2 separate regions of the Homo sapiens genome follow, and region 1 is linked to region 2. Evidence: read pairs that join two places in POLR2A ChIA-PET (ENCODE). Cell type or tissue: IMR-90. All regions are shown on one strand. Each heading gives the region's core, and the rest is flanking DNA. Links, peaks and the distances in the headings are about the cores only. Region 1 has its middle 83 kb from the start of MYL10. Region 2 has its middle 1.7 kb from the start of MYL10.

Region 1 (2,905 bases), core at 299-2,798, 82 kb after region 2:
CTTGAGCCCAGGAGTTCAACACCATCCTGGGCAACATAAGGAGACACCGTCTCTACTAAAAAATAAAAATAAAAAAATAGCCTAGCATGGTGGTACATGCCTGTGGTCCCAGCTACTCAGGAAGCTGAGGTGGGAGGATTGCTTGAGGCCAGTAAGTGGAGGCTGCAATGAGCTATTATTGTGCCACTGCACTCCAGCCTGAGCAACACCGTGAGACCCTGTCTCAAAAAAGAAAAAAAAAATGACTTCCAAAGTGTCAAGGTTATGAAAGAAGAAAGACTGAGGAGCTACCACCAACAGCAGGAGGTGAAGGAGAAATAACAATTACATGCAACGTGGGATCCTGAGAGCAGGATCCTGAGACAGAATAAAGAGAGCCATGAAAAAACCAGTGAAATTCAAATAAACACGCTTTGCAGTTTTCTTAATGGTATTGCACCCACGTTAATCTGCTTCTGATTATTGCACTGTGTTTATATAAGACATTAACTTTAGGGAAAGCTGGGTGTGACCTATACAGAAACTTTATTTGTACAACTTTTCAGTAAATCTAAAATTATTAATAATTTAAAATAAAAAAAGTTTTTTTTTTTAAAAGGACTATATCAGTTATCAGTTGTTCTTAGCCTCAGAGACACATTTGATCACCAAGAGGCCAAGAGAGTTGTGTGTCTTGCTTTTATTTATTTATTTTTTTTAGAGATAGGGTTTTGCTACGTTGCCCAGGCTGGTCTCAAACTCCTGGCCTCAAACCATCCTCCTGCCTCGGCCTCCCAAAGTGCTGGGATTATAGGTGTGAGCCACAGTGCTTGGCCCCCAAGAGAGGTTTTTAATACTGTGTCCTGGCCCCTCCTGGGATCAGTTGAACCAGTATCTTGGGAGAGGCCCAGGCATGGTTAGTTATTAAAAATCCCCAGTCGATGTTCATGGCAGCCCCTGTTGAAGGGTGGGCTATATGTAAATTACTTGGCCCAGAGTAGGCTCTTTTTTTTTTTTTTTTTTTTTTTTTTTTGAGACAGGGTCTAACCCTGTTGCCCAGGCTGGAACACAGCGGTGCAATCTCAGACTCTCTGCAGCCTCAAATTCCTGGACTCAAGCAATCCTCCCACCTCTGCCTCCCGAGTAGCTGGGACTACAGGCATGCAACGTCTCACCTGGCTAATTTTTTTTTTTTTTTTTTGTAGAGATGGAGTTTTGCCATGTTCCCCAGACTGGTCTTGAACTCTTGAGCTCAAGCGATCCACTCACCTCAGCCTCCCAAAGCTACAGGCATGTGCCACCATGGCTGGCCTGGTTCTTCAATAAATGATCATTCCCCAATATAAATGTGTGGGTTCATCACCTGACATCTTCATGCACTCACAGACTACTGAGCACCTACTACGTGCAAGGCACTGTGAGACATAGCAGGGATGCCACGGTGGGCAAGAAAGACAAGGTCCTCATATTCCAGAGCGGGGTGGGGACAAGATAAACAATAAATGCGTGAAATGAACACACATGGGACTTTACAAAAAAAAGGAGACTTTAATGGAAATAAATGGATATGATAGGGAGTAACTGGGGATGGAGGTGCAAGCTCCATTAGATGGAGTAGTTCAGGAGGACATCCTGGAGGAGGTGACATTTTAGCTGACAGTTAAATTGGAATGATGAGAAAGATGGAATCATAAGAAGAGCCAGGGAGAGACTAGATTTTCTGTGCAATGGAAAGACTCCAGTGATCATTGAAGGGATGAAGGGCAAGGCAGGGATGTTCTTTGATCTGATTTTGTTTTTGTTTTTGTTTTTGTTTTTAAGACAGAGTCTCGCTCTGTCACCCAGGCTGGAGTGTAGTGGCGTGATATCAGCTCACTGCAACCTCCACCTGCCGGGTTCAAGTGATTCTCTCACCTCTGCCTCCTGATAGGCTGAGACTACAGGTGACCGCCATCACACCCGGCTAATTTTTGTACTTTTAGTAGAGACAGGGTTTCACCATGTTGGCCAGGCTGGTCTTGAACTCCTTTCCTCAAGTAATCCACCCACCTTGGCCTCCCAAACTGCTGGATTTACAGGTGTGAGCCACCACACCCAGCCTCATATATATATATTTTTTTAATTATTATTTTTTAGAGACAGGGTCTCATGCTGTCATCCAGGCTGGAGTGCAGTGGTACAATCATAGCTCACTTTAGCCTCCAACTCCTGGGCTCAAGTGATCCCCCAACCTCGGCCTCCCAAAGTGCTGGGATTACAGGCACAAGCCACTACACCCGGCCTGATTTAGGATTTTTAAAGATTACTCTGGAAAGCAAAAAGGTTACTCTGGCTGCCAGAGGGAGGCTGATCCATGGGGGATGAGTTAGGAGGCTCTAAGATCTGTATAGGAGAGAGATGATGGTGGCCCAGACCAGAAAGGCGGTGACAGAGGAGGAGTTGAACACATTGAAACTGGCACCCCGTTGAGCTAAGGTTTGGGGTAAGCAGTGCCCTGGCCACCTAGCTCCTCAGCAGAGCAACTGCCCTTTCATTTATAATTATTATTATTATTGAGATGGAGTCTTGCTCTGTCACCCAGGCTGGAGTCCAGTGGTGCAATCTCAGCTCACTGCAACCTCCACCTCCTGGGTTCAAGCGATTCTCCTGCTAAAGCCTCCCAAGTAGCTGAGATTACAGGTGCCCACCACCACACCTGGCTAATTTTATACTTTCGGTAGAGACAGGGTTTCACCATGTTGGCCAGGCTGGTCCTGAACTCCTGGCCTCAAGTGATCTACCCACCTCTGCTTCCCACAGTGCTGGGATAACAGGCATGAGCCACTGTTCCTGGCCAGCAACTGCCCTTTCAAATCCAGCCAGTGCCTACTTGTTAACACCTATCGCATGCCAGTCCCCCAGCCCAGCATCATCATGGCCACAGGCT
Region 2 (2,905 bases), core at 290-2,789:
CAGCAGATGATGGGGAGCCAGAAGGGGGATGGAGTGGGAAGGTGATTTTTCCCCTGAAGTCAAGGTGCTCAGCAGCCAGACTCTCCTCTGACCATCCCCAGCCAAATTCCCCTGGGCATTTGTGTTATTCAGCCAGTCGATGGCCTGCCAGCATCTGCCAGTGCTGTCGGTGTGCTCTTCCGATCCTCTGCTCCTCTTGATGTCCAGCCACCTGTGTGTGTACCCACTGGGGTCTCAGGGTTTTCATAGGCACAGGATGGGCGGGGGGGCGGGGGGCGTGGTGGGCCAGGGTGGTCTTGGAAAATGTGACATTTGGGCATATAAACAGGAGTGCCTGTCCTCACCTAGGTCCGTGGGCACAGGCCCAAGGGTGGAGCCCTTGCCAGGGACCCTGCCTTTCTCCTCTCAGCACTTCCCTGTCCCCCCTCCTGTATCAGTGGCACATGCCTGCAGGCCCAGCTACTTAGGAGGCTGAGGTGGGAGGATCACATGAGCCCAGGAGGTTGAGGCTTCAATGAGCTGTGATTGCACCACTGCACTCCAGCCTGGACAACAGATCAAGGTCTCATTTCTAAAACAAAAAAAAAAAAAAAAAAAAAGAGAGAGAGAGAGGGAGGGCCAGGACAAGAGCCCCTCTTTCTAGTGTTTCCAGAAGGAAGCTTCCAAAAGGTTCTGCTCATCCAAACTCTCCCCTCCTCCTGCTCCCTCCCAGTCATCCCTGACTACAGCTATTTCTGATGTCCCTAAACTCCTGTGACTGAGTGCTCCTCCCAGAGCTGGGGCCAGGTCCAGCCATGATGCTGTGCAGCCCGCTTTCTGCAGCAGGAAACCGTGTGCCTCAGTTTCCCCGACAGGGCTGCTCTCCTGGTGTCCTGGCGTTCCTCTCCGGGGAGAAAAACCACACGTTCCACAGGTGTTCAACAAGCCAGGCGGAAAGGAGAACCCAGCTCTGGGGACGGGAGCCTGGATTCCAGTCCCAGCCGCCTGGACCTGCTACAGAAGGGGGCCTGTGTGACCGCGACAGTGGCTAGGGTGCAGGCTTTCCATGCCCGGTCTGTGAGCCTGGCCCTGGGGCCTCCTGGCTCTGGGCTTACAGAGTGGGTAGCAGACCTATAACTCCTGCTTCCTGCCTCTGGCTTCCTGCTGCCCTGAGGCCTCTGCAAGCAAGGGCTCTTGCCTCCGGGGAGCACGCCCAGGACCGTGGCAGGGGCTCCCAAAGGCCGGGGACAGGCCTGAGCAAGCGGAGAGCCCCCCCGCCTGCCCGGAGGAGGGGAAGCGGCGCTGGTGAATCACACCGGGCTTACAAATTAGTCTGAGTGGATTTCCTCCCCTGGCCTCCTCCTTCATAGGACCGGAGGCAGGAAGAACCGGTGAGAAATCTGGTAGAGACGTGAAAACCCCGGGGTGAGATGGTTGGGAGATGTTTGTTCCTGGGGGGCGGGAAGTGTGAGGGTGCAGTGGCCTTGAGAAGGGGGAGCCGTGAGTTCTGCACCCACAGTGGGACCCTCAGTTTTCCCCATCTGAGAAATGGTGCCAGCAGCCAGGACCCCTTGAGGCTGCCATCGGGAAGCTTAGTGCCATTGGAAGGAGGTGGGCTTTGGGGTCATCGGCCTGGGGTTTGGAGGGCAGAGCCTTCCCCTGTCCCCCTTTCCCCCTGTGTAGATGGAGTCCTTGACAGAACTTGCAGCCTCTCCAAGCTGCAGCCCCCTCACCCAGGTGACACTGCAATGAGTCAGTTGTCGTGGCTGGGTCACACTGTTTGACTCAACTGACCACAGGGCCAGGGCCAGTTCTTGGGGTCAGAGACACTCTGAGAGGTCTCTGCTCCCAGCCAGGGGACCCTGGAGAGTAAGTGTCCTCTGGAACTGGAATTCCAGGTCTGCCTGGGGTTGAGTCAGAGAATACTTAGCACTCTCGGTTTCCAGAGGTAACTGAGGTCCTGGGAGTGGCCAAGCCAGGAAGGGAGCTTGGAACGAGCCCAGCTGCCTGGCAGGGGGACAGCTGTTCCCCAGACAACACTGGAACAAGCCGGGGAGATGCCTTCCCCTTTCAACCCTCACCCCTAACCTCTCACCTATAACTCCTCAGGGTCAGCAGGCTGTCCCTGTCCCCCAGCCCCACAGCCCTTGACCCCTTCCCTGGCCAGCCATCACCCTGACCTTGGCTGTTCTGCAAATTCTTCCCGAAATCTCCTTCCTCCAAGCCTTTGGCCACATTGTATGTTTCCCTACTCATCACAATCAGTCTCCAGCCTGCTTTAGAACACCTCTCGGACGGCCGTGGTGGCTCCCGCCTGTAATCTCAGAACTTTAGGAGGCCAAAGTGGGTGGATCACCTGAGTTCAGGAGGTCAAGACCAGCCTGGACAACACGGCAAAACGCTGTCTCTACTAAAAGTACAAAAATTAGCCAGGCGTGGTGGTGTGCGTCTGTAATCCCAGCTACTCGGGAGGCCGAGGCAGGAGAATCGCTTGAACCTGGGAGGTGGAAGTTGCAGTGAGCTGAGATAGCACCACTGCACTCTAGCCTGGGTAACAGAGTGAGACTGTGTCTCAAAAGAAAACACAAAAAACAAAAAACAACAAAAACAAAAGGAAGCCAACAGTGCTGCCTTCAGTCTGTGGCCGAAGGCCCAAGAGCTCCTGGCAAACCACTGGTTTAAGTTCAAGAGTTCAAAAGCTGAAGAACTTGGAGTCTGATGTTCGAGGGCAGGAAGCTTCCAGCACAGAAGATGAAGGCTGGAAGACTCAGTGAGTCTTCTTATTCCACTTTCTTCTTTCTGCTTTATTCTGGCCTCACTGGCTGATTAGACGCTGCCCACACAGATTAAGGGTGGGTCTGCTTCTCTCAGTCCACCGACTCAAATGTTAATTTCCTCTACCAACACCCTCACAGACATACCCAGA

The links. Peaks named below come from ENCODE experiments on the same cell type or tissue, not always from the same donor. Only the 100,000 strongest peaks of a DNase experiment are listed, where the experiment ranks them.
Region 1: POLR2A ChIA-PET joins it to region 2 with 14 read pairs; 3 of 35 experiments call an interaction of 5 or more read pairs at or near these places.

The regions. Positions count from the first base shown.
Region 1 is chr7:101,711,252-101,714,156 of GRCh38, forward strand. No RefSeq gene overlaps it. Among named protein-coding and RNA genes, the nearest start is that of MYL10, 83 kb to the left of the region's middle. In IMR-90, for the core only: no CTCF peak of the experiment used is centred there; no DNase peak of the experiment used is centred there.
Region 2 is chr7:101,629,558-101,632,462 of GRCh38, forward strand. No RefSeq gene overlaps it. Among named protein-coding and RNA genes, the nearest start is that of MYL10, 1.7 kb to the left of the region's middle. In IMR-90, for the core only: no CTCF peak of the experiment used is centred there; no DNase peak of the experiment used is centred there.